Regions from separate parts of the Homo sapiens genome. Here region 1 is linked to region 2. Evidence: chromatin loops called from intact Hi-C (ENCODE). Cell type or tissue: heart right ventricle. All regions are shown on one strand. Links, peaks and the distances in the headings refer to the core of each region. The heading gives the core; the rest is flanking DNA.

The links. Peaks named below come from ENCODE experiments on the same cell type or tissue, not always from the same donor. Only the 100,000 strongest peaks of a DNase experiment are listed, where the experiment ranks them.
Region 1: it touches region 2 in a loop (2.2-fold over the local background); 3 of 110 quality-filtered maps call a loop at or near these places.

What each region holds. Positions count from the first base shown.
Region 1 is chr15:62,793,685-62,809,401 of GRCh38, reverse strand. It overlaps TLN2 (talin 2), which reads right to left. Exons shown (of 59, transcript NM_015059.3): 47 at 13,109-13,275; 48 at 12,000-12,183; 49 at 8,909-9,034; 50 at 8,633-8,749; 51 at 3,617-3,802. Among named protein-coding and RNA genes, the nearest start is that of MIR190A, 22 kb to the left of the region's middle. RefSeq lists an enhancer at 12,644-13,144. In heart right ventricle, for the core only: no CTCF peak of the experiment used is centred there; a DNase peak (open chromatin) is centred at 9,276; H3K27ac peaks cover 1,447 bases.
Region 2 is chr15:63,015,744-63,031,460 of GRCh38, reverse strand. No RefSeq gene overlaps it. Among named protein-coding and RNA genes, the nearest start is that of TPM1, 19 kb to the left of the region's middle. In heart right ventricle, for the core only: no CTCF peak of the experiment used is centred there; no DNase peak of the experiment used is centred there.

The DNA.
Region 1 (15,717 bases), core at 7,141-11,140, 220 kb after region 2:
ATAGCTAGCTCCCCAGTACCCTAGAGGCACCATAACTCATCTCATATTATACAAAAGTCGAGATACACAAACCAGCACACATGCTTAACACAGCATCTTGAGCTTTTTTCTTGTACTTACGACCTGCTAACTTGAGTCATTCATGATTACATCATTTCTGAAGGGATACCCATTCACAGAGTCACCAGATAAAATGCACCCAGTTAAATTTGAATTTCAGATAATCAATGAAAAAAAATTTTTAGCAAGTATGGGACATCCTATTTTTTATTTTTTACAACTAGCAACCCTACCCCTTCCTTCTACAGCTTCCCTCTGGAAAGAAACTGAGGGGCTTGCAGAAATACATAAAACTACAAATACACTGCTAATCAGGACAAACACAAATCACACATTGGGATAAAAGGTAAAAGCTGAGGGCAAAGACCAGGATCCATGTTTTATCCACTCAAGCCCCTCTTCCTAGGAATGTGAGTGCTGATGGGAATACCTTGGGCTCCCCCCTTGACTTACCCCCAGTCCCTGGACAGAGTGGGGCTAATTCTCATGGCCAGCATGTCATGTATGAGCCAGCTTTTCCTCATCTGAGGACTAATGGGCTCGGAGGCAGGAACCAAAAGCCATGCTCCCAGCCACCCACCATCACTTGTTGTTCATCCTCATACCCCTGTGCCTCGAACGGTGAGGCACAAGGCCCCACGTCTGTTTGATGAGACACCACTGCGGGAAGACACAGGCCCGGATGCTACTCAGAGTCACTTCCAGCAGGTTATGTGCAAGCCCGTGTGTAGGGAGTGGGAGAGGTGGAGCTGAGGTGCTTGCGTGCACTGCTGGGGGCTCTGTAACCGGGTAGAACCCTTTGGGAGAACAATGTGGCACTAATTAAACTCTTATACTATTGGACCCACTAATTCTATTTCTAGGAATCTTGCCTAAGGAAATAATCCAAAGCACAGAAAAAAACAGATATGCCCAAAGATGTTTACTGCAGTAAAGTTCATGATTTTTAAAAAATGCAGACAGCCTAAATATCTGTCAACAGTGGGAAGATAATATTCATTAAGGGTATTTTGTAGTCATTAAAAAGTCAGCAATATAGCAACACAGAAATAGCTTTATAACATTAATTATAATAGTAGACATAAAATTATATCTAATATACAGATGTGCAAATGAAAGTAAGACTAGAAAGAAATATGCATGAGAATTAACTTAGGGTTTAGGTAAGTCTTTCTCTCTGCCTAAGGAACTGCAGTAATCCTTCCATTCTAAGATGAGCCAGTATGTAATTTTCTGCCCCTCCGTGTGTGGGCTGAGTAGGGTAACCAGGGAAAAGGCAGAGCTGGACTAGGGCGACTCGGCCCTTCTGCTTGGCATTTAAGGCTTCCGTCTTGACCACCACTCAGCAACCCAGGTTTCCTGTCTATGCATTATTGCATGCGCTCCCTTTCGGCCAGAGGCCTCATTTCCATTTGCAAAGGGGTGAGGGATACAGGAGATCAAGGGAAATGGAAATGTTAGTGAGTTCGCTAAGTCAGTCCTATCCTAACAGGAGCATCAGGGCTCAGCAGTGACTCCTGTCAAGTCTGATTTTGGTGTGTGAAGCTGACATTCAGGCTTTAGAGCTCTGGCTGCTATCTTGTCCTGCAATGCCCAGATAACGCATCCCAGGGTCGAGATGACAGAGAGGGGCTGAGGATGGGCAAATAGCACCCACACTGTTCTACCTGAGCTCCTCCCCTGAAAACAGGGGAGCACACGTTAGGAGAGACTTAAACATCTGAGCTGCATTCCCTTTAAAAAGACCATTTAATCATGGTTTCTCTTCTGTTCAGTTTCCCCTGTTCACGTCTGTAGCTTGGGGACAAAAGCGTCTGTCACGCATCAACCATAGCGACCTTGAACATTACATCTGGGAGGCCCTGAGTAGCAGAAACAGACTGGCTGAGAAATCAGGAGAGCTAATTTCAGTTCTGGATCTGACAGTAAATAGCTGCGTGACCTTGGTCATGCCACTTCTCTCTCTGAGCCCATTTCATCATGTAACAAACAGAATAATTACTCTCGCCTTTCTCATATGGGATCAAATGAGAGAATATATATGACAGCTCTTCGAAAATTTTGAGATTCCGTGTGTGTACACCACAATGCATGCAGGCCTTTACTCTCTGATTGAGGATGTAACCCCTTTGGCAGTTATCTCTTATGGTAGGTGGACTCCACTGAGCATATCAAAGTGGCCAATACTTGCAGCCTCAGGAGAGAGAGTCCTAACTCCCTCATCTAGCAAGCCCTGCGTCCTGTGTGAAAGCGGAATCTTTCCAGCCCTGTCTTTTCCAACACACCCTCTTCTCTCCACCCTTCATCACACCCAGGGGTCCCATAAATGTGGTACTGTCTCCCAGGGCCAGGCCCTTGCACACAAATTCCGTCATCACCCCCTCCCTTACCTCCCTCTCCTTCTGAGGAGCCACCAAGAAGCCATAAGAGTTGGATCTTGCAGCAGCAACTCCAGCAGAACTCACTTTACCACAAAGAATGGCTCTGCTCCCTGAGACCCCACGCTGTAGGAGCTGGTCTTCAATTCTGCCCTCACTCACCATGGCAGCGGATCATCAATTGATTGCTGAGCAGAAGCCGGAGTCCCTGGGGGCAAGGCTGTCCCAAGAAGGGGGAAGGCCTAGGGTGGGGGCTCTTATAGTTCACTTTCCTAATAGATCAAAAATAAAGGTTCCAGGCCCTGGGTCTCCACAGCTCCCTCACCAAGCACAGGCTCAGGGCAGTTGCTCCAACTATCTACCTAAGGAACAGAGGAATTTTTCCAAGATGTCTAGCACAGACTGTGAAAAGCAGCTCGCCAAGTTCTGCTATATTCCTCCAACTCACTTCCTCACCAGGGATGGCAACACCTCTCCTAGTGCACAATGGCTGACCTATGGGGGTAAACAAGGGTCCAGCGGAAGAGCAAACATTTTCCATTTGGAGGAGCTGGAACCAAGTGCTGCAATCCCTATCCACCACCCTCGGAGAGGCCTCCACCACACTCTGCAAGAAGGCTTCCTGCCTATTTAGGAAGAACTAGAAAGAAGGGGGAGGATTAGGGCCAGCAAGGCTGACTCCATCCCCTCTCAAACACAAAACTGCCTTAGAGAGTCATTTCCCACAGGCTGGTGCGTATGCCATATTCAGCGTGCATTTTTTTTTTTAAACGGACAGGGTTTTGCTCTGTCACCTAGGCTGGAGTGCAGCATAATCATAGCTCACTGCAGCCTTGAACTCCTGGGCTCAAGTGATCCTCCTGCCATAGCTACTATTCTGAGTAGCTAGGACCACAGGTACACACCACCACACTTGGTTACTTAAAAAAAATTTTTTTTAAGAGATGAGGTCTCACTATGTTGCCCAGGCTGGTCTCAAATTCCTGGTCTCAAGCGATCCTCCTGTCTCAGCTCCCAGAGTGTTGGGATTTCAGGCATAAGCCACTACCCCTGGCCCTGTGTGCATTTTTATTACAAAGTTTAAGGTTCTGAGCCCCTCCCCTTTTTCAGACTACACCAAGCAACCCAGTCACGACAGAGAATCATCTGTCCATCCAAAACCATGCCAAGCTCTTTACCTTGCAAGCCGTCAACATATCTGACACGGCTTTCCGGCTCAGGTTGGCAGTAGCAATCACGTCCTCCTGTCTACATGAGTTCCCAGCTGCCACGGCTTTGGCTGTTGCCATGGTGATGCCTTTCGTCATCCTTATGGATTCTTCAGGTGATGATGTCTTTTCAGGTACGTCTTTTGACTGGAACACCTGGAAGTCAGAAACAGAGAGGTTAAAAAAATCAAAAAGGAAACGAAAAAAATAATTTATTCTTCTCCAACCAGGCTGTAGCTTGTGTCTGAAAACTGAGCCAGTAACTGGAAGAAACTGTCACATGGCGAAATTAGAAATTTGAGTACAGTAATATGGTTCTTGTTTTCAAGAATCTCATGGACAAACCTCTTGCACCTACACTAAACATTCATGGGAACAATATGGTGAGGGAGACGTATCTAGAGTGTTAACCTGTTGGTCTGCAGAAACTGACACCCAATATTTACACACTACCCATCCTGTGAAAGGTTGTTGTATGGCTTCATAGTTCTCTTCCCCCATCCCTGCTGGTGCTTTGGCAGTTCCATACACTCTCAGTCCCAGTGCTGGTTTCAGGGCAGGACTGACCTGGCCCCATCACTCAGGACTCACCTCTCTCTCTCTGAGAGGATGTGAGGTTGGGGGAAATGAAGCATCAGTTCCTTCTATTCTTAGCCTGTCTTATAAATATAACTGCATAATTGTGCAGAGGTGTTCACGTCGAGTGCGCCATGGTGACACTGTGAATTATTTAGCAACCCACCGACCCACCCCCTTTAGAGAGGCTGAAATAAATTCACCATGGTAAGTCAATATCCCATTTCTGCTTCATGCTCATCTGTTCTGGCTCTCTAACATGAGTGATTGGTACCCTGGGTATGTGCTGAATGTGCCTCTGTCCCTACACGAGGGCCCCTAGCCTAGGTGGGGCTACCCTGTCTTCAGCCCTAGGCAACCATGTTTCAGCAAGGAAGGCTTCCCTGATGCAGAAGAGTGGGCTCAGTTGGCATCCCATAGAATGCCAACCAATGTCAAACATCACTGCTGAAAATGGGCAACTGCAATTAAGCAGTCCAGGACCCCAAATCCCCACTTCACCCTTGAATGCTACAGCGGAATGAAGGCCACACGTAGAGTCCTTCACACTAATGAGGCCCTCATGGCACGCGCTACATGGAAACCCACGATCTGGGTGAATTTTATTCAGCCAGAATAAAATTCAGTCAACCCGGCTCACAGCAACTTTGACCTCCTGGGCTAAAGTGAGTCTTCCACCTCAGCCTCCTGAGTAGCTGGGATTACTGGTTCAGGCCACCACACCTGGCTAACTTTTTAATTTTTTGTAGAGATGTGGTTTCCCTATGTTGCCCAGGCTGGGCTCAAACTCCTGGGCTCAAGCAATCCTCCTGCCTCAGCCTCCTAAAGTGCTGGAATTACAGGCGTGCGCTGCCATGCCTGGCCTCTGGGTGAATTTTAAATAACACTGGTATACTCAGAATAACCCATGTGTCTGTAGTTTCCCAGGATGGCTCCAAATTTCAAGTCTCTTTGATCACCACCATTAGGCCTGCCTATGCATGTCAGAAGCTATGTTCACAGGGGTACCTGTGTCACCCCACCCCTAGCTTCAGGAGGCTCAGCACAGAGTGACAGAGTCCATTTGTTTGGGAGAAAGTAATTATCTGGTAATCCAGATAATTCTTCTGGATCTTATCCAAGACCATCAAGATGGTACCTTTATGAGTCTGCAAAAACTACAGTGTTACTGAGCTTGGTGTGCCCCCCGATGCAGATACGGCTTAGATCATAACATCCAAGTCCTTTCGAGTACCTGGAAAGCCTTCCCAAGAAAGACAGGCACAAACAAGCCCAGACTGTGAAGACTATAATAAATACCTAACTCTTCAATGTCTAGACACAAATGAACACCTATAAGCATCCAGGAAAACATAACCTCACTGAACCAACTAAATAAGTTACCAGGGACTAATCCTGGGGATATGTGACCTTTCAGACAAAGAATTCAAAAGAGCTGTGCTGAGGAAACTCAGATTCAAGATAACACAAAGAGGGAATCAGAATCCTATCAGATGAATTTAGCAAAGAAATTGAAATAATTAAAAAGAATCAAGCAGATATTCTGGAGCTGAAAATGGCAATTAATATACTGAAGAATGCATAAGCGTCTTTTAATGGCAGAACTGATCACATAGAAGAAATAATTAGTAAGCTTGAAGACAGGCTATTTGAAAACATAGAGGAGACAAAAAAGAATAGAAAACAATGAAGCATGCCTACAGGATCTAGAAAATAGCTTCAAAAGGACAAATTTAAGAGTTATTGGCCTTAAAAAGGAGGTAGAAAAAGAGATGGGGTAGAAAGTTTATTCAAAGAGAACTTCCCAAACCTAGAGAAAGCTATCAATATCCAAGTACAAGAAGGTTATAGAAGACCAACCAGATTTAACCCAAAGAAGACTACTGCAAGGAATTTAATAATCAAACTCCCAAAGGTCAAGGATAAGAAAGGATCCCAAGAGCAGCAAGAGAAAAGAAACAAATAACACACAATGGAGCTCCAATATGCTTAGCAGCAGACTTCTCAGTGGAAGCCTTACAGGCCAGGAGAGAGGGGCATGACATATTTAAAGTCCTGAAGGAAAAAAACATTTACTCCAGAATAGTATAGCTGATGAAAACAGACAAATGGGATTACATCAAGTTAAAAAGCTTTTGCACAGCAAAGGAAACAATCAACCCACAGAACGGGAGAAAACAGTTGCAAACTACATATCTGACAAGGGGTTAATAACTAGCCTATGTAAGGAGCTCAAACAATTCTATAGGAAAAAATATAATAATCAAAAGAAGGGCAAAAGGTCTCAATAGACATTTCTCAAAAGAAGACATACAAACGGCAAACAGGCATATGAAAGGGTGCTCAACATCATTCATCATCAGAGAAATGCAAATCAAAACTACAATGTGATATCATTTCACCCCAGTTAAAATGGCTTATATCCAAAAGGCAGGCAATAACAAATGCTGGCAGGGATGTGGAGAAAAGGGAACCCTTGTTCACTGTGGGTGGGAATGTAAATTAGTACAAACACTATGGAGAAGAGTTTGGAGATTCCTCAAAAAACTAAAATTAGAGCTACTTTGTGATCCAGCAATCCTACTCCTAGGTATACACCCAAAAGAAAGGATATCAGTTTATTAAAGAGATATCTGCACTCCCATGTTTACTGCAGCACTATTCACAATAGCCAAGATCATATATATGAAGTAAACTGCAATAAACATGGGAGTGCAGATATCTCTTCAATATTATATATATGTGTGTGTGTGTGTGTGTGTGTGTGTACCATTGTATATGTGTGTCCATTCATCTGTTGATGGACACTTAGGTTGCTTCCAAATCTTGGCTACTGTGGTACACATACACAATGGAGTACTATTCAGCCATAGGAAAAAAAAAATGAGATCCTATCATTAGCAACAACATGGATGGAACTAGAGGTCATTAAGTGAAATAAGCCAGGCACAGAAAGACACACTTTGCATGTTCTCACTTATTTGTGACAGAAAAAATTAAAATAATTGAACTCATGGAGATAGAGGGTAGAAGGATCGTTGCCAGAGGCTAAGAAGGGTAGTACGGAAGTGGGAGGTCGGGGTGGGGAAGTGGGGAGGGATAATGGCTACAAAAAGTAGAAAGAATGAATAAGACCTAGTATTTGATAGCACAGTGGGTAACTACAGTAAAAAATAATTTAATTGTACATTTAAAAATAACTAAAAGAGTATAATTGGATTGTAACACAAAGCATAAATGCTTGAGATGATGGATACCCCAATTATCCTGATGTGATTATTATGCATTGCATGCCTATATCAAAATATTTCATGTAACTCCTAAGTATATACACCTACTATGTACCCACAAAAATCAAACATAAACAAATAACAAAAAAGGAGCTGTGTCCAGATTTTGGTAGCAAACACCCAGCCTGTGCAGCCAGGCAAGTGCCAGGCAGTGGTACTTAAGGCACCACCAGCTTTTAGGTTACTCCTGTATTTTTTAGATTCTCCTTTAAAGCATGAACTGAGCGCAACATCAATCAAGGCTAGATTCTTTAATGATATGACAAGAAAACCCAAGTTTCTGTCAGCAAAACCCTGCAAAATTGTTCTACTATTGTTTCTAGTGCTCTAGGTCGCTTTTGCAGGTGACCCTTTAAAGGTGCAGAACAATTGGCAGCAAAGGCAGGTATCCCTCTTTCCCAAAAAAGTTGAATCTGTGATCAGACCTCCTATCAAAAAGAAATCTGTTTGAAACTACTCTTTTTGGCATATTTCTATTTGTGGGGATTAGAATGAGCCAATCCACAACCATTGTGGGATCATAAGAACAGCAGATATCATCCACATTGCAGTAACTCCAGAATGTCCTCAACTCTGCAATGCTGGAACAAGTCAGAAAAGAACAGGGTCAATTTCTCTCAGGTCAGATGACTCCAATGGAAAGAAGCTGGATTTTAAAGGGAAGTGTCTCAGGTAAAGGCTTCTAGGCTTTTCCAACAGCAAACGGCAGACTTCCAATTTTGCATGTGTGCGGGTACCAAGAGCAATGTGCATCAAGAAAGGCTAAGCACTGTTCACAGAATTAATGCTCCAGGTAAGCACAGTCATACTGACTTTCCCTTTTTCCAGGAATCTTTGACAATGCTTTGATCTCGTGCTATAATTTTAGTGGAAGTAAACCTGAATAGTCCTAAGTGATACATTTCAATTAACTCCTTGATTACACTTACAAATCAATCCCAGCCAAACTCAGTGACACATGGGGTCTCAATTATATAAAGCTACCAGCAGGCAGGTGAAGGGGCATTCTCAGTTCAGGTGTTTTAGGTAAAACCTCATTGGTAAAAAACCTCAAATGAGCCCTCACTGGGGTCAGCTGTGGGACTCTGGTACCCAAGGGAGGTAACTGCTGGCTCCTTACCGTAAGCTCCTGCTTTATGCATTCAATTGTGGCCTCAAGCGCCCTGGTGCCCCGGGTGGCCTCATCCTCCACTGCCTTTACAGTCTTGAGGAGCGAGGTGACATTGGTCACCATCACCTGCATAGGAAGGGAGAATGAATACAGATAGTGCAGTGACTCAGGTCCAGCCCCTACTCCTTTTACTTCTGGATCGCATGCTATGAGCAAGGACGCCTCTCCTTCCTTTAAGTGAGAAGAGAACTCAGGTGCTCATCCCCAGTCGGAGCCCCACTCTACCTTGGCAGCCCCCTTGAGCTGGTACATGGAAGGGTCGTCCACTGGCTTGCTGGCAGCTCCCTTGGTAGCACTGATGAGATCAGAAAGGGCCTTGGCCACATCTTTGATGGCATTGATCAAAACCACCTGAAAGAGAGCACAGAACTCAGGTGAGCAGGCGTCAAGATGTCAGCTGTGGGCTTTACCAAGGCATGCAGCCTGAGGGCAGGCCAGGGCACGGGGGAGGAGAGAAAGACAGTCTGAAGTCTGCAGCATGGCAGACCTCCTGGGAAGCCACCCTTGGTGATTCTGATACAGGACTCAGGACTTTGAAAAGCTGCCCAGGGGAGGCTGAAGCTGAGCCAGAACGGAGAAGTCAGGTGCAAACATGCAGCTTATGTAAAACCTCCTAGCCAGCAACTTGGCCGATGAGCTGCCTCTGACAGCACAAAGGACACCAGAGAGGCAACACCACTTACTCCTAACTGGCACCCTGAACACTGAGTAAAAATCCCCACCTGACCCCAGCCCTCAAGGCCCCACAACAGCCCTGCCTGCCTCTCTGGCTATGAGGTGCTCTGCTACAGGCACACAGGTCAGCCTGTCTTCTTCTCCATGGGAAATCTCAACTCATTCCTGTTTCGGACCTTTGCTCATTGTTCTAACTGGGACTCAGCTCTTTCCATCACTTGGGCCTTAACTCAAATGTCATGTCCTCAGAGGCTTTTCCCCATCCCTCAGCTAAGGGCCCACTCCCACAATTGCTGAAACTGTCAGGTTGCCGTTTTATTTACAGCACTTATCAGTAGGTGGAATTATTTTATCATTTATTCACTTATAAATCATCTGTCTTCTCCCTCAACTTGAGTGCAAGCTCCAGGAGGCTTGGCCTGGACTTCTGCTTTGTTTCACGCTTGTAACAGGGATGAGCACCCAGCAGGTACTCAGTAAATACTTGTGGAATGAAGATGCAGGTACGTTCCCACATAAACCTGGATGTGATGCATTATCTGTGTTTGCTTTTCTAATTTCACAGAGACCACAGATCATCTTTTCAAAGTGCCGGATTTAGAGTGAAAAGTACCAGGTCTAGATGGGAATTACACAATATTGGGCACTGCATTTAAGCGTTCCCAGTCCAGTAGCTCCAGTAACTCCTATTTCTATAATAATAAAAACATTTTCCCTTTACTGAGGGCAGTGTTCAGGTGCTGAGCCAAGCACTCTACACACATTATCTCATTTACTCCTCGCCACTGCCTTTTCGAGTGGGAACCACAACCCTTATGTCCACACTCCCAGAGCCCAGCAGTGGCAGAGTTGGGATTCAGAGTCTGGTGAGCATGAGGGCCACGGTCTTAACCTCCACACTGCGCCATGCCTGTGTGCGTGGCTCTGGGTCCTCATCCACAGTGAAATTAGCTTGCTAGCCCCATCTACCTCATTAAATTGCTTTGAAGATAAACTGGGATCTCAGATGTGACAACGTATTAAGAGTGCAGTGGCGTGATCTCGGCTCACTGCAACCTCCACCTCCTGGGTTCAAGTGATTCTCCTGCTTCAGCCTCCCGAGTAGCTGGGATTACAGGCACCCACCACCTGTAGCGGAGGTTTTTGTGAATGCTTAGAATTCCAAAAGGCAGCCAATCTGGACTCTGATGTTATCAGAAATCCAACAGAAAGGATGAAATGGTAGCATAAGGAATGTTTCCTCTCGGAGCTGTGCTCCACTCATGGGTGCTGTCAGGGAGGGAAGTGTCATGCCGTGAGGGAACGAGCTGGTGGCCTCAAGTGAACCAGCACAGTCACTGCATCCCCTGGGGGCACTGAATGACAGGGGGTTTCTAACCAGTTTTGTCCAGACAGACTAGTTTACTGAGAATGGTTTAAGGAGTGAAAACTGAAGTGCTTGGCATTTGACGGTTCTGGGAACAGAGAGAACAGAGGTTTTTTTTTTTTGTTTTGTTTTTGTTTTTTAAATTTTGCACTCTGGGAACAGGCATCATCCATTTATTAGCGACTTTTGTTGGCTGTTAGTTCAACAACAGGTGAACATATACTTGTTCAGTAGCCAGTAGCCACTATGTGCCAAGAGCTGTGCCGCATGTGCAGGTTTCAAAGATGAGCAAACTGTGGTGACTGTCCTTGAGGAGCAATGGTCTGGGAAGGGGACCAAGGAACAGGCAAGTAATCTCAATGAAATTGCCAAATATCAGAAGCGGAAGTCACAGAAGCACAGGGCCCTTCCCTAGCCTTCCAGTTCTTCTCTCTCTTCCTTGAGAACCGAAGTTCTCACCTGGGCCATCTACAGGTGCTGAGTTCATTTCCCCACCCCCATCTGGCTGCTGCCCCACCACTCCACACAAGCAGCTGGGGACACCAATGTCCTCGATGGCACTCGATGGTTACCGGAACAGGCCAATAACCAGTTCCCAGTCTTCCCTCTTTCTTAACTCTGTCTCTGGTGGGTTGAAACACTCCATCCTGGCAACATGATGCCCGCGGCTTTCCTCCCTGCAGCAGCTGCTGCTTCTCCGTCTCCTGTGCCACTTGCACGGTAAAGTGGTCCTAAATGCTGGATTCCTCCAGGCTCTGCCCCGACTCCCTGGCTTTTCCTCTCGTGTGGTTGCAGTCGCTACCTCTATGGCAACAGTCGCTGAACCCACAGCCCCGTGCCTGGGCAGGCTCACGCGCACTCACTAGTTCTACCTGTGTGTGGCTCCGGCACTTCAATCTCCTCCACCTCCCCCTGCCCACACCAGCTCTCCCTTCAGGGAGCTCCTGTGCCCTGCTCTGGCCCACAAGGAGCCGCCTTTCACTCCTTCCCCTCCCTCAGGTATGCCGTGCTCCAGCCTTCACCGGGCCAGGCCAAGCCTTCCTTCTAGACTCTTCTCAAATCCCTCCGCTTGTCTCCATCCCCATGGCCACCACCACAGTCTGTGCCACTATCTCGCTTGGATGACTGCCTCCTACCGGTTCCTCAAACCAGACACACTCACACACACATTGTCTACTTCAAAAGTTCCTGTTCTGCCTTAGGCCTCTTCTGAGGCCCGATGTGCAGCGTTCACGGGAAGACCGGGAGGACGCACTCCCCAGGCCCTGCTGGTACCTGGGTCTCGGGGTCGTCGGAGCCCAGGCTGGCTGCCCCCAGCTTGACCACTTCTGCGAGCTGGGTGATGGTGGCTGCTGAGGACTGGGCCGCCTGGGCCAGCTTGTCAGGAGTGGACGCAGCTCCTGACACAAGTAGTTTCGTGTCTTCTACCAAGGCCTTGGCCGTCTTGAGAATGTTCTCCCTGAGAGAGCCAGGAGGGCAGGGGAGAGGGGGAGAGACAGAGGGCAAAGCTTGATTACTTCAAGAAGAAAAGAAATCCCTCACATGGGGCTTTTGTTAAAGGGCTTTGAAGAAGAGAAGTGCTGTGTTACACCTCCCTTTACCAACGGACTCTCATCTTCCACAAATGCAAAACTGGGGGGAGAAGAAGAAAGTCAACCAGTATTCATTCACATAGCCGACTGACATGAAAACTTCAGTGAAAGAGTCAGGCCCACCAACCTGGCTCCCTTCCCAAGCCCTATAGTTCAATGAAAGGTCAGCTTCTTTTCTGTGACTCCCACTGTCCCTTAAAATACTCCATAGCTAGTGACTGTGAGGACACATGGGTTGGGGCACCTTGTTCAGGATCAGAGGCTGGGCTTGGGAAGGGACAGCAGAGCTCTGGGAACTGCCTCCCTAGCCCAGCCCTTGGATTGCAGAGGGGAAGAAAGGTATAGGACATGTGGTGAGGTTTCAGGGGTCCCTAGCAGCAGATAGAGAGGCTGAGTGCAAGCTGAGCAGAGATAGGGGCTTTGAGCCCCTATCTTCCCAAAACAGGGTTTAAGCGAAATATGCCTGCCCCTGCCATTCCCAATCCTGCTGGGGTTGGCCAGCAGTTTGAGGAACGGCTCTCTGGCTCAGCGTGTGGCAGGTCTAAAATCTGTCCTTTGCTGTAGCAGGCTGGATTTAAGGCTGTCAAAGGCAAAGCTCGAACCACGACACTGTGTTTACAGTTGGCAAAGGGGGCTTATTCTGATTACATGGTTCACTTTCCCAACTTGTGCATCTTGTTGAAATCAAAACAGATAACTACATTTCTGGCTCCCAGGTGGCGTCTCCAAGTCGATCATGAGTTTCAGGGGCAGGCCAGCCTGAACCTCTCCCCGTCCAGGACCCCCACGTACCTGTGGTCTGCGAAGGTCTCACTGTTCTCTGCATTCAGCGTCCCCGCTGTTGCAAACATAATGGTGGTGTCCAGGTCGGCAATGATCCCAGACACAGCGGTGGCGGCTGTAATGCATGCCTGGGTTCCTTTGTTCCCGGCCTGGAGAGCCGAGAGCACCAAGGAGACCTGTAGGCAGAAAGGGAATGTGAGGGGAGCTAAGAAATGGAGAGAACAGGACCTAAAAGCAGATTCTGAAAATAATGAATTCTCTCCTAGGAGTTGATGTAGCTTAGAGGTTAACAACACACATCTGGAGTCAACGGCCTCAGTCTGGATACCAGCTTTGCCATTTACAGGCCCTGTGACCTTAGGCAAAGCTGCTTTACCTCTCCAAACCTCAGTTTCCTCATCTGTAAAATGGGGCCACTATTTCTGGCCTATTAGGGTTGTTGAGAGAATTAAGTAGGAAGAAAAATATCTGTAAAGTGTCTAGCAAGGCATTTGGCACATAGTAAGTACTCAGCAGAGGGCAGATGCTATTTATTCAATTACTGCTATGTTTCTGAAACCACAGAACGGGAGAAAGGATTAGACTCCTGTGAAAGGTGTGGCGATTACATCCCCTTTTATTAGGTTTTCAGTAGGAACAGGCCACTGCTAACACTCATCACACCTTTGCTGGGATGGAAATTCTCCAGAATGGAGTTCAGAAGGGCTGGAGTCTAGAGGGGATCTGTGTATGTGACCTCTCCACTTCTAACACTCCTGCAAGCCATCATCCACCCCCGAACCATCATTTCAGTGCCCCGAGGGCCCAGCAAGTTCACTCGGGTGTCTTCCATGTCAGAAATCCTGTGCTGTCACCCTCACCCATCACGTACACCCTCACTGCTCCGAGGTACTTTCCTATGACATAAACCTGACCACACTAACACCCTGCTTACAAATCTCCCCTGGCTGAGCTCCGTTTCTGGTCATGTGTCCGCTTCACCTGGCTCTCACCACACCCGCCAGCTCCTGACTTTCCCAAACACTCCCACCTCTCCACCCTGGGTCTGCGCTCTGCCTGCAACGACTCCTGCCCCTCTCCCGCAGCCACCGAACTAGTTGCCCCGTCAGATGCCAAAGTGAAGGAAGAAGGAAAAGCCACCAAGCACGGATGTATCATCCTGTGCCTCAAGCAGCCTGCAAAACAGCTGAGCCCCGGACACCTCCCCCTGCTCTCCTCTTCCAGAGACAGCCCTGCCTCCCGGGACGCCACAGCACACCGTTCTTGCCCTCAGGATGGCCCAATGCACCCAATGTAAATCGCATGTGTCAGGCTAGTGGCTGGAGGCTCTTTGAGTCTTTGTATTAACCTCTGCGTGCACACACCCACTACCCTTGACTACGACCCAAAGAAGAATCTGACAACGTTTCGTAGGTAGATTTCTTCAAACATGCTGACCAGGGCAGGGGAGTCACTGTGTTACCGTGCCAGCAAGAGGCATGGAGTATGAGACACTCTGTCCCCCGTGCTGCTGAGATCTCAGCAGAGGCTGTGGACACAGTCTGGCAGGAGAGGCACAGGGACCATTTCCTGGGTACCTACCACGTTCCAAGACCAGCCCACAAGGAATTGTTTCTCTTCCTCATCTGCCTTTCTTTCAAATGCTACTAGGTCCTGCCAGGAAAAGACAAGTCAGACTGGCATAGAGCTGGCCGGGAAATGAGGTATCCAGGTTCTGGAAAGCCCCTCAGAGGATGGGTGACAAAGGCCAAGACAAGTATCACGGGAAGCCTGCAGGGTTGTATATGTGTCTGGGAGAGAGACATTCTTAGCCAAGGTGAAAGAAAAAGAGTCCAGAAATAGCATCCCACCCTCTGTGAAGGGTGTGCCAGCCAGCAGGTGTTTACTGAGTATCTGCTAGTCACTAGGGTCTGAGGACACAAAGGCAGACAAGTCATGGCTGTGTGTGGGTACACTATACACACCATCAAGGCATATAACGAGACACAAGGCATAGAGGACAGGGACGCACAGCAAGAAACAGTCAAAAGGCCAGTTGCTAGGAACGAGCCACCTCCTCTCCTTTGGTGGTCCCTCCAGGTGTCCTAAATCAGGGACCCAAAGCCGGGACAGGTAGCGGCCGAGGCCAGCTCAGGAAGACCAAGCTGCTTGGCCATGCCTACAAACACTATGTAGCTCGGACCCCTCTCCTCCCTTCCTGGTGCTCCCGCTATAAGGCCTTTTATGGGGGAACTTGGCAAGAATAACTTCAATAACAAGAAAGGGCTTTGAAAGGAAGGCAAATGCCTTCCTCCAGCTGAGAGATTTATTTCCTCGTCTGTGGAGTCCCAGGAGGCTGGACAGCCCTGTGGGCTATGGGAGAAGGCCAGACTGTAGCTTGGCCTCAGGGAGGGCCACGGACAGAGCAGCCTCTGTGGCAGCAGCTTCCAGTTGAGGGTCCCCCCTGCCCGCCCCTCAAGTCTGTTGCCAAGTTTCTAAACAGGACAGAGCTCTGTGTCCTATGAACCAGAGTTAAGGGAAGGGGAAAAGCCACCAAGCCTGGATGCTTTATCCTGTACCTCAAGCAGCCTGCAAAACAGCTGACCTGAAAAATGATTCCGAGACAAAAAGCAAAGCAA
Region 2 (15,717 bases), core at 4,601-8,600:
GTTTTGCAGTTAGACCAACCTAATTTACCCATTTATTACCAGGGTGACAGCCAAGTCACTACCTCTTTGAACCTTGATTTCTTCATCTGAAAAATGGGGATAATAATAGTACCCATTTCAGCAGGTGATTATCATGATTGAGCTATTTAATGAATGTAAAACACAGTGCCTACCATGTAGAAAAGTTAAATATTCTCTTCATAATGGTTATAAATTTATCAAAAGGTCCAAGGCATGTGTACACATGGACAAATATGTGTGTTTGTTTGTGGGTCTGTGTATAAAACATTAGCCCAAACACATTACTGTTAACGCATCATTTGGGATTGTCTTCTTGGCAACGAGTTCTTTTTCTACCCCCTGAATTCCTCTGAGCACACTGCTGCCCTTCTCTGACTTGGCTTTCTGATTCCTATTTTCTTCCAGGCCACTTTGGTTATTTATTTTAATCAGATATTGCTTGTATGAAAATGCTAGGGAGATGGAACCTTGAATTCCTGCCAGGACTGTATCAGGTGGGCTCTGGGTAAGTCAAGACCTGACTCCCGTTTGTTGTACCATTAAACTTTTTATTGACATATACCATATGTACAGAGATGTGCGTATGTCATACTCATATAGCTCACTGAATTTTCACAAGCCCAGCAGGCCCTTGTAACCAGCACCCAGAACAGGAATCAGAACGTTCCAGAAGCCCCTTGTGCCCCCTTCCACATATTATCCCCCCTACAGCTGACCACCATCCCGGCTAGTTTTTTCCTGCGTTTCAGCTTTATATAAACCTGGCCCCTGATTTTAAGGAGCTCAGAGGCTCTTTGTTTCTCCCTCAAATCTACACTGTGATTAGATCCCCACTTGTTTTTGATTATTAGTGAATGTCAATAAACTTGAATTTAGTAGCACCTATGTGTGCAAGGCACTCTGTTACTTCACTAAAGTGATGAGGCAAGAGAGGTTTGTGTCTTCAGTGAGTGTTTTTTTTTTTTTTTTGCGGTGTTCCTCATGCAGGGCTGCCTGCTTGAGCTGTTTCTCTTGGAATGAGGCATGCGTTTCCCATACTCCTCTCTCTTGTCTGGCTTCCAGTCTGTATTCCATCCATGAAAGTGAGTCTTCCTGGGTAAAGATCCCAATAGAAGCTGACCAGTGTCCAGTTTCCAATTCCAGAATTCCAGGAGAGAGAATTTGACTGGCCCAGCTTGGTCCGCTCTCAGTCACGTCAACTGTGGCTGGAGGGTGTAAGGACACGTGATGCTGAAAGGGTGTGGGACCCAGCCCTGAAAAGAAGAAGAGAAAGCGGGGAAGGGAGGGGCTTGGAAGTTTGCAGCAAAGATGTTGGTCTGAGCTGGTTCCTTCTAACTCTGATAGTTTATCATTTCCTTTTCTTCTCAGATGCAGATCCTTGACCCAATGTCTAACCTGATTTATTATTCACCTTCCCGCATCAACGTTGCAATTCAGTAACGTGGCTCATGGAGCACTAGGGCTGATGCTTCCCAAACTGCCTCTGTGGGGCATTTCTGGCTCCGATGCCGCAGCTGGCCACTCAGGAAGGCAGCTCTTCCATCTGGCTCTGAGGATTAGCTGTGGTTTTATAGACACACATGCTCTGCAGTCTCTACCTCTGAGGGAGGGGCATGTTCCCTCACAGCACAGACTTGGCCCCTAAAAACTGATTTCCTGGATGCAGGGACCACCAACTGTTTATGATGATGATTATTATTACAGAGCATTGGAATTCCTGCCCAGGTTCCAAAAGTCACCCCCATGAAAGAGTGTTTGCAGCAGCATCCTAAATCCTGTACAACATCGTGGTCAGAGTGAAAAATATAATGGGGTGTCTCCAGTCCAAGCTCTGCTATGACATGGACAGGGCCAGAGATGGAGGCGGGGGACTATGCTCACTTTGCCTTACATACACGACCTCATCGAATCCTCACGGCAAATCCAAGCGGGAGACATCACTACACGTGTTTTCATGGACGCGCCAACTGAGGCAGAGAGAGGTTAAGCATAACATGAGTAAAGCCCATTATTGTTTATGAAGTGCTTTCTCTTTGTTGTCTCATTTTATCCTCATGAAACCCCATTTTATAGATGACTTTCTTGTGGCTCAGTTTCCCAATTTTGCATGGGTCATAAGTGCCAGAGGTTGGACAGACTCAGAACTCTGACTCCTATCCCCTAAGACAAATCTGCAAATATGCTTCTGTAATAAGAAGCGGATAGAGATGAACACTTTTAGATGATCCACTTGTAATTTTATGGTGTTTCAGAGAAAGGCAAGCTCATATATGGATGGAGAAAATCAGGAAAGGATTGAAGGAGGAGGTGATATTTAGGCCTAGTTTTTGTAGTCTGAGCAGTAATTGGACAAGCATTACTTGAGAGAAGAGCACTCCAGGAGGAGGAAAGGACACGCTCCCAAGCCTGGGGAGGGGGTATGTTCAGGAAATAGTAGGAAGTCATTTGATCTACTGGGAAGACTGAAGGGCAGAGTGGGGGATGAGGCTGGAAAACCAGAGTGCCTCTCACATGGGCTGTGGCAATTGTCTCCTTGACAGGTTGGGGCAGAAGGGTTGAAGGGTCGACCACCCATGAATGGAGGTCTGTGACCTCAGAAGAATCCCCGGACTGAGTTTCCTCATGGGATTCTTGTTGCTCCCTTGTTGGCTGTTGGATAATTACCCACTGGGTGCCTATGATTAGGGACAGGGCAGAGATAGGGGCTGGAGCACACATTATTTACAAGTGCTAGGGAGATCCAGCAACTTTCTAAAAGAAGGAACAATAAAACTTTTATAGATCATTACAGAGTCAGATGTTCCAATAAGGTAGGGTTGGAGTATGTGTGTGTGTGTGTGTGTGTGTGTGTGTGTGTGTATACATGTGTGTTGTGAAGTTTGCGGGTCACAGAGGGTAGGGAGCAAGACAGCAGGGGGTAACAGCCGGGCATGACCCCCTCTGGCCCCAGGTTAGTTTCCCCCTCCAGAGGCAAGTCTTATGGGAGGATCATATATGCCTCAGTTTCCTCACCTACAAAATGGGAAATTGTAATACCTGTCACCCAGGATTGCTCCGAGAATCCAATGAGATGTGCCAATGTGTCTTGAGGTGTTACTTTCATTGTTATTTTGTACTATTATTAACTTTAGACCTTCCCATGGGTACTTACCTTCCCAACTAGAAAATAAAAGTCTTTAGGAGTAGTGGCCATGTCATCTATTTCTTTTAATCTTTGGTGGTGCCTAACAAGCACACAACAAATTGTTTCAACCATCAAAATAGACAAATTAGTAGTAAGGTACATTTGCCCATGGGATGAGCATGGCCACTGTTTTTGGGAGCCGTATTTTAGTTTCTGAAATGGTAATGAGCCAGATGTCAGATAGCTGAAAGAAACAAGGTGGGTTTCACCCAATCCATCAATACTTGTACAACAACCCTGCGCTGAGCTCTGTGAGGGTGGCAGAACTGGGGGTGGGATGGCTGCCTGAAAGCTTAAGGACCATGGCACCTGTGGAGTTGGCTTCTGTCCGTGGTTGAGCTTGGCATGCTGGTTGTGGACATATTTGTGGAGCAGCCTACCTTTGAATGGACCCCACAGCTTGGACCAGGGACTAACAGTGACCACAGTGGACCACAACTAGAGGTCTTGCCCCCATTTTCTCATGGGTCATAAAAGCCTTGAGGAGAGGGAAAGGAAGCCACAAAAATGGACCAACATGAGACATAACACTGAGCTTAGCTTGTGAGGAATTGAAACCCAGCTGATTTAATTCAGAAGCATTTCCAATAGAGACAATTCTCATAGCTCCAGTGAGGTGCAAAGATTCATGCCAGTTCTGCTCACAATGGTGAACATTATGTAGATAAATTGTTATCGAAAAATTGTCCCAGGACCTGAACACTGGGGTGATGAGGGTGTTCTGAGAGGCCAGAAGCTGACGTGGAAGAGCTCAGGACCAATCTGCATAATTTTTGGGTGATGTATGTCCTTTTTTTTTTTTTTGGAGAATTTACTTTTGGGATGAATGCTTGGAAAATTAGGGTCTTTGATATATTTGAAAAAACTAGGAGATGCTACAAAATCACAGGTAGTCTCTGAAAGTAATAGGATGGAGTTTGGATTTGAACCTGTCATCTCACATTGTGTTATACTTTTGTAGTTAGAAAGTACCTGCTTTTGGAGAAGGCAAAGGTATTTATGGAAAGTGAGGGCCTTATCTTGGTTACTCTGTATTTGATTTCCATCTTATTGTCCCCAGAACTCCTGTGTTGACTAAGTCCTCCTTTTGTCAATAAAGTTTCCTGCCTTGACTCCACATTGGAGTCTCACAGTCTAGTGTCATCACTGTCATTGTTATCACCTGTTTTGGAGATAGTATTTATTATCTCAGAAACCCAGAGACTACAAAAAGGAAAACTGTGAAGGTGTAGTTAAGGAGAGGCTGCTTCTCCTGAGATTTCAATATGAAGGACTGTGTTGCAGCCCCATCATCCCAAATCAAAGTGAATTCCAGACTTTAGAGCTGTACACCTTTAAGGCAAGTTTGTGGGGAGCTCCACAGCTGAGAGGGGTGCCCAGCTAGGAGGGTCCAGGTGCCAGGTGAGGGGGAATCAGTGTTACCTGTGGCAGCAGATGAAGGATGCCTTTCCAGATTGAGGATAGTCTCGTATAACTAAAAACTGGTATTTGTTGCCTGACAATCTTCATTTGGCTGGAAGAACTCCCATAGTACCAATCATAGAGTTGGTGTTCTATAAACACTTACTTGTTGGCTCTTGGATTCATGACTTTAGAACTGAGGAGCACAGCTATGGGGCTTGCAGCTGCAATTCTGCAGATGCTCCTTGAGTCAACCTGGGCCTCTGCAGCCTTGCTGCACCCTCAGCTCCACCTGGGCCTGAGCTCCAGGGATGGGCTTCTGACTTGCTTACCATTTCTACATTGACCTCCTAATCCTCCAATACTGGTCTCCTCTATCTTGTCCCCCACGCCCATCTTGGTCTGAAGTCTTGCTGTTGGGCCTCAGTACCCAAGTACTGTCTTTCCATGATAACCATTCTCCCTCCAATCCAGACTGTCCATCAGACCTGGATCTGCACGAATGCAGTGCTCTGACTGACCACCAGGATCCTGCCCCTCAGGCCATCGTGAGGGTCTTGTCTATCTGGATTCCTAGGATCACCTGTTCCTGAGACCATCCTCACCCACCCCTGGCCCTACCTGGGTGGATCTCTCTATGCCTTAGCCAACTTTTGTGTGACCTCATCCCTGTCCACCAAGCCATAGTTGTGCTCATCAGCTCCAGAATCATGAATCCAACAGCCAACAAGTAAGTATTATGGAGCACCAACTATATGATTGGTACCCATGGCAGTTCCTCAACCAAATGAAGATTGTCAGGCAACAAATATCAGTCTGTAGTGATATGAGACCAAAGGTGGAATTATCTTCCTTTACCCTTTTGGAAGAATTATGTAATGAAATATATTAGTTATATATTGCTGCATAGCAACTTACCTCAAAATGTAGTGGCTTATACACTTTATGTATAAGAATAAATATTTATTACCTCTTACATTTCTATGGGTCAGACACGAAGAAGTGATTTAGCTGGCAACTGAGGCTTGAGGTCTCTTATGACGTTGTATTCAAGACGTGAACTAGATTGCAGCCATCTGAAGGCTTGTCTGGTGCTGGAAGATTTACTTCTAAGGTAATACATGCCTGGCATTTTGGTGCTGGATGTTGACAGAACACTGCATTTCTCCTCGCCAGCCTCTTGGTGGCTTCTTGAGTGTCCACATGACATGGTGGCTGGCTTCCCCAGAGCGAGTAATCCAGGAGGCCAAGGATGAGGCAGCAGTGTCTTTTATGGCCCAGTCTTGGAAGTCATAGACTGTTGGTTCTACCATATTCTCGTGTGTAGGTCAGCCCCAATTCAGTATGGTGGGCACAACAATAGGAGGTGGGGTCCCTGGGGACCATCTTGGAGACTGACTACTGTCCCAAGGGCTATTCACCTTAAAGGCTAGGAGGAAAATACATTTTATCTCTTAAACAGATAGTCATATTTGTTTATTTCTCTATCTCCAATGCTGGAACAGTACCTAGCATATAGTCGGTGCTTAATAAATATTTAATGAATGCATGATTTTATGAACAAAAGACATTACTTTCAAGAAGTGCTTTCTAGTTTGTGAAGTAATTTTCCAGATGTTTTACAACTTGATTCCCATACCTGTGAAGTATAGAGGGCTAGTATTATGAATACTACTATAGAGAAGAGTGAACATATAGTCACGTATGAAAAGCATTGTCCTAATTCACCCAGCCCGGAATCTGATGCTCTTTCCTTCATGCTCTACTCATATCACATGATCATGTCATGACCCCAGTTCCCTGGGCTTCTTCCATGCTCACTGGCTGTGAGGTGGGTATCTTGAAGGGTAGGTAAAATGACCCCTGCGAGGCTGGGACAAACCATTTTAATGGTTTGCAGGGCAGGTCTACTGTGAAGCCAGGGACATTTAAGCATCAAAACTCGCACTCGCATGGACCCTTCCAGGACAATTCCTAACTTTTTTGCCAAGTGCGAGCCATCTATGTGTGACTACATTTGATAAACTGATACAAATTCTAGAAGATGGTAACCTGCTGTTTAGCAATATCCACAGTCATTAATGACAGTGCAGCTGTAAGCGTCCCTTAAAGGCATCAATAAGTTCTCAGAATAGATGCCATGAACATATAGATGATTTACTTAATCTCACAGGAGAAATGTTTTCAAGGATACCTGCAGTCATTGACAATTTCAGTATTTTCCAACAGTTATATTTTTTTCCTTTTTAATGTATTTTAGAGATGAGGTCTCGCTGTGTCACCCAGGCTGGAGTGCAGTGGCACGATCTTCGCTTACTGCAGTCTTGAACTCCTGGACTCAAGTGAACCTCCCACCTCAGCCTCCTGAGTAGCTGGGACTGCATGTGGATACCACCATGCCCGGCTAGTTATTTAATTTTTTTGTAGAGATTGGGTCTTTCTATGTTGCCCAGGCTTCATAGAAGAAATATTTTAAACATAGATACTAATTTGAGTTTTTCTTTAGCTAAAGAACTGAGAAAAATCAGATAAAAAAATTAGTAAGTTATGCAATTGATAAAATCAACCTAAGTTATTTTGATTTTAAGAAACAAGTTGTAGCAAAAGAACTCTTAGTGCCAAAGGCATTTATTCGTTAAGAAGAGGAGGCACATTTTGAAGATAAGTAATGAACAGGGTCTTGGACAGTTGATAGTCCCATCTCTAGGGAGGGCTCATCTGGGTATGCGGGGGATTCTGCAAGAAGGCACGTCTCCCTCTCAGCCCAGGCCCTGTGGGACACAGCTCCTAACAGGCTTGGCCAGACAGGGAGCTCCAGTGAGCTGGGGCTTCTCCTGTAGGCTCATGCCCACCCAGTTTCTCCTCTGACCCATGGGACCTGGCCTTTCTCTAAGGAGCCAATTAGGGGTTCTTAGGCATGAGCAAATAAAAAGAAACCCAGAAGAAACATTCTGTGGGGCTGGACATGGTGGCTCACACCTATAATCCCAGCACTTTGCAAGGATGAGGCAGGAGGACCACTTGAGCCCAGGAGTTTGAGGCTGCAGTGGTCCATAACTGCATGCCACTGCACTCCAGCCTGGACAACAAGTGAGACTCTGTCTCTAAAACAAAGCAAAGAAAGAAATATTCTGTGTTTATTTAAAAGAAATGTTTGCTCCCCTCCAATTCTATCCTTTTGCAATTTCAGAAGAAGCTTTGTCTCTGGATTAGTCAAGCTGAAGTTATTTTTCTTGCCATCCGTGTGGGGAATTTTTCCATTTTTTCCAACAAGAAAATAACCCTTGGGCCAAAGGAACTGTGAAAATGTTTAGTCTCCAGAAAGGCATGCAGTCTCTCAGGGCAGCGGAAGCCCTGCAACTCAACTTTGGAGCGTGCCATTGTGTCATTTATGAAACAACCTCCCTTGCTTTTCCTTTGCACACCCAGCATCCAACTTCTGCCCCCCACAATTCACAATAACTGCCCTATGGGATGTCATGTGGAGATTGATTAGGGTGGGGTGCTGCTGGAATGCCACACAATTATCTGGATACGTGGCATTTTGGAACCAGAGTGTGGATGTGGGCTTGGAGCTTGGAGACTGGCTCTAGTCTCAGTTCACTTGATGGGTGATCATGGGAAAGTCACTTCCCCTCCTTGTGTCTGAGTTTCTCCAGTTGTAAAAAGACAGTGTTTGAACTGGATGATTTCAGTGCTTAATGATTTTTATGAATTATCCTGAAGGGCAGAGGGTGAAGCTAGGATCAGGGTAGTTTCTACAATGATTTATGTGAAATGAGAGATGAAGAAGGCCATTCTCTGTATATTCTTGGGGAGTGGGTAAGGGAGGGGGGAGAGCTCTGATTTTTGAAGTATATATTCATATTACTTTATGTTCTTTAATACATTAATTTTTGGGGGTGTTGTGATATGTGATACCTGTTAAAGCATGGGCTCAGAGAAGGGGACCCTTTTGTCTGGGCCTTGCCTAGATGGTGGATGACTCATTTAGTAGATGCCAGTGTGGATGGTTGATGGCTAAAGATTACACAGTTAAAATAGAAAATAATTTGAATCATAGATAAAGTTCCATTTAATTAGTGTTTCTCTGGGAAGCCTTCCCTAATCTCCCTTCCTTATTGACAGAATTAATAACCACCCTTTGATTCATTCCTACACATAATTTTTATCATTACAAATATCACACTGTAATGTATAATTCAAAAACATGTTAATATTTATTTCCCTGTATCATTGCAGGCCAATGGATATCAGGAAATACTTCGTGGGGAGGAAGCAAGGGTTGTGCTGGTCAAAGCAAGGTTGACAAAGACCTGGCTCAAGAGATCAGTGACTGGAGCTATCCGTCAAAGCAGATCAGGAAGCCAGGTGAATAGGTAGGTACCAGGAGACAGTCAGAAGGCCCAAGTCAAAGCAAGACAGAGTGAGGCACTGAGCAGTATATGTAGTAGCAGTGAAAATAGCTTGCAACGGAGGCCCCTCCTGTCCTGGCCTGGGGGCCTTTTACATGCTTCCTGCTGAGCCAGGTGCTGTGGGTGAGGCTCCACACCTGGCCAATCTCCTGTTTGCTGGCCCAGAAGGGATCCTGAGGGAGATAAGTGAGTGAGGCTAAAGAGGGGAGCAAACCCATCTGTCTCAGTCAGTTTGGGTTGTATAACAAAGTACCATAGATTGCTGGCTTATCAACAATTTATTCCTCACTGTTCTGGAGGCTGGAAGTCTGAGATCACGGTGCCAGCCTGGTCGGTTTCTGGTGAGGGCCCTCTTCCAGGTTGCAGACTACTGACTTCTGGTTGCATCCTCATGAGGTGGAAAGAGAACTAGCCAGCTCTCTGGCATCTTCTTATGAGGACACTAATCCCATTCCTGAGGGTTCCACCTTCATGACCTAATTACCTCCCAAAGGTGCCACCTCCAAATATCATCACATTGGGATTAGAGTTTCAACATATGACTTTCGGCAAGCCATAACACTCAGTTCATTACACCATCTGATGTTTTTCTATGACTGAATATTTATGTAAATAAAATTTGCAAAACAATCTATTGAAATTAAAAGAAAATATAATTTATAATAAATTCATATCAACTTTAAAAATCAACATCACTTAGATTAAAATTACTTAATCTTTTGAAAATGTAATTAAATCTTTAAACATATTTTTATAAAATAAAACCTATTTATTAATACAATTCTAGCCTTTGAGGTCTGCCTGTGGCCAACATAAAGAATTAATATCATGCTTTTTGTATGTTATGGATAGGCCTGCAAATACACAAATTAAAAGTGTTAGGATTTGTTTAATATTGCAAACTATTTCCCAACCATCATGTGAAGCTGTTGTGAATACTGCCTTAATTTTTGACTGATTCCAGAATCACAGGCTGGAGCATTGAGAGAAGCAAGAAATAGACACTCAGCATTCCTAGGAAAGGATACTGCACTTTGCATGAGTCTGTGCATTCATGAAATCTGTGAGGAAGAATAAGGTAAGTTAACTAATTTGCCTAATTCTTATCTGAGTTCATATGGGGCTCACATCCTGCCCATCCTCCAAAGGGAGGTGTCCATCTCCAGCGCTGGCAGCGGCACAACCCACAAATCTTCATGGATGGCATTTGGACAAGGTTTCCCTTTGATTCACAGACACAGGACAAGAGACACGGAGAAGCGTTTCTCTGGGGCCTGAATGGTGTTACTCATCCGAGTGGTGTTTAGGGTTATTGGTTGTGCTGTGCCGATGCTGAGTTCTGAATCCTGAATGACAGAGATGCTCTCAAGTTCCTTAACACATTAATCTATTTTGGGTTTGTGATATGTAAGACCTATAAAGCATGGGCTCAGAGAAGGGGACCCTTTTGCCTGGGTCTTTCCCAGATGATGGATGACTCATTCAATAGATGCCAGTGTGGACGAATGATGGCTAAAGATCACACACTCAAAACAGAAAAGAAATTGAATCATAAAGTTTCATTTTTTGAATGTTCCTCTGTATGCCTTCCCTAATCTCTGTTCCTCCCTTATTGACTGAATTAATCATCATCCTTCCATTCCTACATATAATTTTTATTATTACAAATATCACACTGTAATATATAATTTAAAATTAAGCTAATGTTTGTTTCTCTGGCTAGGTTGGAATCTTGAGCAACAAGGTGGTACCTTAATTGTCCCTATGTCTCCAGCAGGCAGCACAGTGATTGATATTTCATAAATATGTGGGTAGAAGTGGACTGTGAGCATTAGGAGTCTGTGCTTAGAAGCCAAACGTTCCTGGGTTTGAATCATGGTCTTACCACTTCCCAGTTAGGTGACTTTGGAAGTTTCTTAACACCTCTAAGCCTCAGTTTGCTCATCTGAAACTGGGGATAGTGACATTCCCCCCTTCATATGGTTGTTCTGAGGCTTACTTTTTTGCAAAATGTTTAGTATAATGTTAGCCGTTGCAACGTTCCATTATTTATCACACAGTACATCTCCAAACCAAACAATCCCCATGTCCAGCCTCACAGTATTGACATGTGGGCAAACCAGGCAGTGCATACCAGGCCACTTGCAAGGACATTGCAAGGAGGCATTATTGTTAGGTCAATTTCTAAACTTAAAAGGGGTACCGAGTGTGTGGAAGATTTGCAACTCTTTGAGCCTATGGGTAGAGAAGAAGGATTAAGGAATTCATCTAAGCTAAAAGACTCCTGGAACAGATGAAATATAGACCTTCAGTTGTTATTCTCCTCCTGGAGGGTGACGCTCTCTGGCAAATATTTCCTTCACTAATGGGCTGGTGGTGATGTCCCTGTCCAGAAGCAGCTCCCATCAAAAGCTGAGAAGCTGAGGAGTTGGTGTAACCTGAGACCTCACTCCAGCAGGCCTAAAATCGCAGCTGAGCTTGCAGGAGCATTCTGAGCAGCAGCCTTGTGGGGGCTCTACCCCGTGTGTCGGGTGGCTGTGTCTTGTCTATCAGGAATGACCTGGCTGTGTCCTGCCAAACAGGTACAGGCTGTGTCCTGCCTCTCCAACCTGGACAAAAATGCACAGGCTATTGTGGGCTGGTGCGATCCTATCTCTCAGCCAATTTTCTTAATCATCTGCCGTGGCCCTGGGAGGCATCTCAGGTTTCCACGGCCCCATGGCCCACAATATTTGCTATTTTGGGCCAGGTAGTCAGGGTCTACAGCTGTATTCTGTGTCATCCATGGAGCAGCCATTCGACAAGTATTTCGTCAGCTCTGATTCATCTTCAGGCAAGGTGCCAGGTGCAGAGGACAGGGAAAGTGTAAGAAGGCTCTCACTCCAGGTGGCTTATACTCTTGCTAGGAAAAGATAGAGGCTACTACTCAGCTGCTAGTCTAACAAATATATGTCCTAAGCGGCAAATCAGTGCTTTGGAAGACGAATGAGGGGCCTGTAGGGTTAACTGGGTTGTTCAAAGAGGGAGTCTTAGAACAAGAGATGTTTCTTTCTGTGTTAGGATGATTTCCTGATCTTGCAGTTGCCCATTTATCTGTAGTGCCCACATAACCAGCATAGGTGCCACCTCACCCATTGCCATGATTTGGGGTGAAGGTGGGGGTCAGACTCTTTCCCAGACTGGTATGAGGGTATAATTCTTAGAGTAGCATGGAATGGGGTTTGCAAATTACTTCTCATGAACACCCTAGACTCTGGAACAACCCTTAGAAAAATGGAAACACTATGCAACAGCTCTGCCAGCTCAGAGATGGGATGGGAGAAACCAGGGCTCCTGCTGGAGCACAGTGTCTTAGAGTGTGGCTTGCCGTCCAGGATGTATCTCTAGTAGTTGTGAGGCTATGTCAGGCTGTGAGGCCAGGTCAAGGGTCTGGATGACCTGAAATCAGATTGCAAGGACCACAGTGGGGCTTGAAGTTGCATGCCCATCTTAGATGTTCTAGGATCTCAGGGCAGGCCAGAAAGAGCTCCATTTGCAAAGCATTGAATATAGGAGGGGTTGGGGGTGTGTCTCTGAATCATGCTCTGGACTAGTCCCCAGGGGACTTATAGCAAGTTCCTTATTGAAAGAGTTTATTCAACTCCATGAGTAAGACCAGCTTTGAGGGTTCTAAAGAGCAATTGGTACTGAGAGGACAGACCATTCAAGGTAGCTCCAGAGACCTGTCATCAAACGGGAGTAGCTTTGCCTCTGTAATAAACTCTGGATGGGGATCACATCAGGAGAAACTTCAGCACATGTCCATGGTCATCATCATCATCACCATCATATTTTATTATACAAGAGCAGTCACTAAGCACCTACTCTGTGCCAGGCACAATGCTATGTGCAGATCCTCATAGCAGTCTTTCAAGCTAAATATCACTTCCCTCATCCTGCAGGGGAAGCAACAGAAGTCCAGAGATGTTAAATAACGTGTAGAAAGTCACACTGCATTAAATTGGCAGGGCTGGGACTCAAACCTAGGTCTGTCTGACTCTGAAGTCTATGCTCAACTTCAGCAACTGTAGCCACAGCAGCAGCAGAGATGTAGTGGCTTTGGCACCAGGAGAACTTTGTCTGAAAGTAAGTGCTAGAGACTCAGAACCTGCTAGGATTCTAGGTTGCAAGCAACAGAAACTAATTTTCTTTCTTTCTTTTTTTTTTCTTTTTGAGATAGAGTCTTGCTCTGTCACTCAGGCTGGAGTGCAGTGGCACAATCTTGGCTCACTGCATCCTTGGCTCACTGCAACCTCCACCTCCCAGGTTCAAGCGATTCTCCTGCCTCAGCCTCCTGAGTAGCTGGGATTACAGGCACGTGCCACCATGCCTGACTAATTTTTGTATTTTTAGCAGAGAGGGTGTTTTAATGTGTTGACCAGGCTGGTCTCGAACTCCTGACCACGGGTGATCCGCCCGCCTTGGCCTCCCAAAGTGCTGGGATTACAGGTGTGACTGACTAGCTAATTTAAATAGCAAGAGGATTATTGGAGTGACATAGGGTCAGTCAAATACTGACAGAAAGACTGAAGAACTGGGCAGGGACCTGCCCTCACCAGGAGTCACACAGTGAGAAGTTCCTCTAGGCAAGTGTCAGATGCTGGGAAGTCAGAACAGAATGACAAACGTCCATTGCAGATTCCTAAGAATGGCAGAAGAACAAGGAAGATGGGATTGAAACCCCAGCAATCAAAACTTGTGGTCAAATGTAGCTAAAAACTATAGCCATCGGTACCTGAGTATCAACATCTCCTATGAACAATTCACCTATACAGATTTGAGCAGACAGGTGATAGAAGGCCAGGCACTGTGGCTCATGCCTGTAAGCCCCAGCACTTTGGGAGGCCAAGGCAAGCGGATCGCTTGAGCTCAAGAGTTTGAGACTAGCCTGGGCAACATGGTGAAACCTCGTCTCTACAAAAAAATACAAAAATTAGCCGGGCATGGTGGCGTGTGCCTATGGTCCCAGCTACTTGGGAGTCTGAGGTGGGAGGATCGCTTGAGCCCAGGAGGTCGAGGCTGCAATGAGCCCTGATCGTGCTACTGCACTGCAGCCTGGGCGACATGGCGAGACTTCATTTCAAACAAACAACAAACAAACAACAACAAAACAGGTGTTAGAGTCCTTCCTCACACAACTACCAAACTTAAGTGGGTGAACTTTTCTAGTGATCACTCCCATGGAGCACTAACCTCAGGACCCACTCATTCTACCCAGCCTCCACGATGGGGATCCTTGCCTGCTGGTATCCCTGTCTTTGCATAGTCCGCTCTCACACGGAATCAGGGCTGACCTGTGTGAACAATGGGACAGTAGATGTGATGACGCGTGACTTCCAGAGCTAGGTCGGAGAGGCATTGCGGCTTCTTCCTTGGTTTCCTGGATAGGTAGTTGCGGGGGAAGCCTGTCACCACACTGTGAGGACACCCAGGCAGCCTCATGGAGAAGTTTGTGTGGAGAGGAACCAACCTGCCAGCCATGTGAGTAAGTTATTGAGTTTCAGGGTTCATTTGTTACACAACAATAATTGCAGGTGAGAAAGAAAGGAGGTAATATGTGTGCAAGCAGTAACTACTGGAGCAGTGTCTGGACATTGTTGCACCCAGAGTTGAAAGAAACCTTCTAGCTGGTGTGGACATTTCCTTAGTAATATCCCTCACAGGTGCTCAGACTCTCAGCAAACCTGGAGCTCCCTTAGCTATCTTCATATGTGGTGGTTGTTTGCAAGAGATGATAAATATCTTGGCTTCCTGGGGCAGAGGTAGAGCAATGGTGGGGCCAAGGGTAGGGCAGTTTAGGAACAGCTTCCCCTCTATGGGAAGTGTCCTGTGGGCCCTTTAAGCCTGCCTGGCCACAGACCTTCATGGACTTAGTTTTTCCTTTCTCTAAACCAGGGATTAGCACAGTATGACCCTTGAATCAGCCACTTGATTTTGTAAATAAAGCTTTATTAGAATCAGCCATGCCCATTTGTTTATGTATTGTCTAATGCTATTTTGGCGCTTTAATGGCAGAGTTGAGTAGTTGCAACAGATACTGTATGTGGCCTGCAAAGCCTAAAATACTTACTACCAGACCTTCTAAGAAGAAGTTTGCTGGTAGAAATGGACAAGTATTGTTGGCCAGCACAGCTGAGAGCCAGAAAGGCAGCGTCAGTTGTCCACTCTGTCTCCAGCTCTATGGAGGACAGAGGGTCACTATGGCCTCTCTCTTTCCTTGTCTCATGACAAAGGACTTTCCAGCAGGACAGAGAGTAGAAATGTCAGAGGGAATGTCCTCAAATCCTGACACATGAGCCAATAGATGTTTACCCTCTATTAGTTATTTATTGCCGTGTCACAAATCATCTCAAAATATAATGACTTAACAAACAATGACTATTTCTCATGGTTTCTGTGAGTCTGAAATCTAGGAGTGGCTTAGCTTGTTGGTTCTGACTTGGGGTCTTTCATGAGGCTGCAGTCAAGATGTCTTTTGGGCAGAAGAAATGGACACTGTGCTTCGTCTCTGTGTGGTGGGGTGGAGAGAACTATGAGTAGGCAGTCAGGAGACTTGGATGTCAGCCCTTGCTCTGTGCCTGACCTCCTGAGTCTTTGATTGAGTCATATTTCCTGTTGGAGCTGTAGTTTTCTGATCTTTTGAACTTGGGTCAGTTT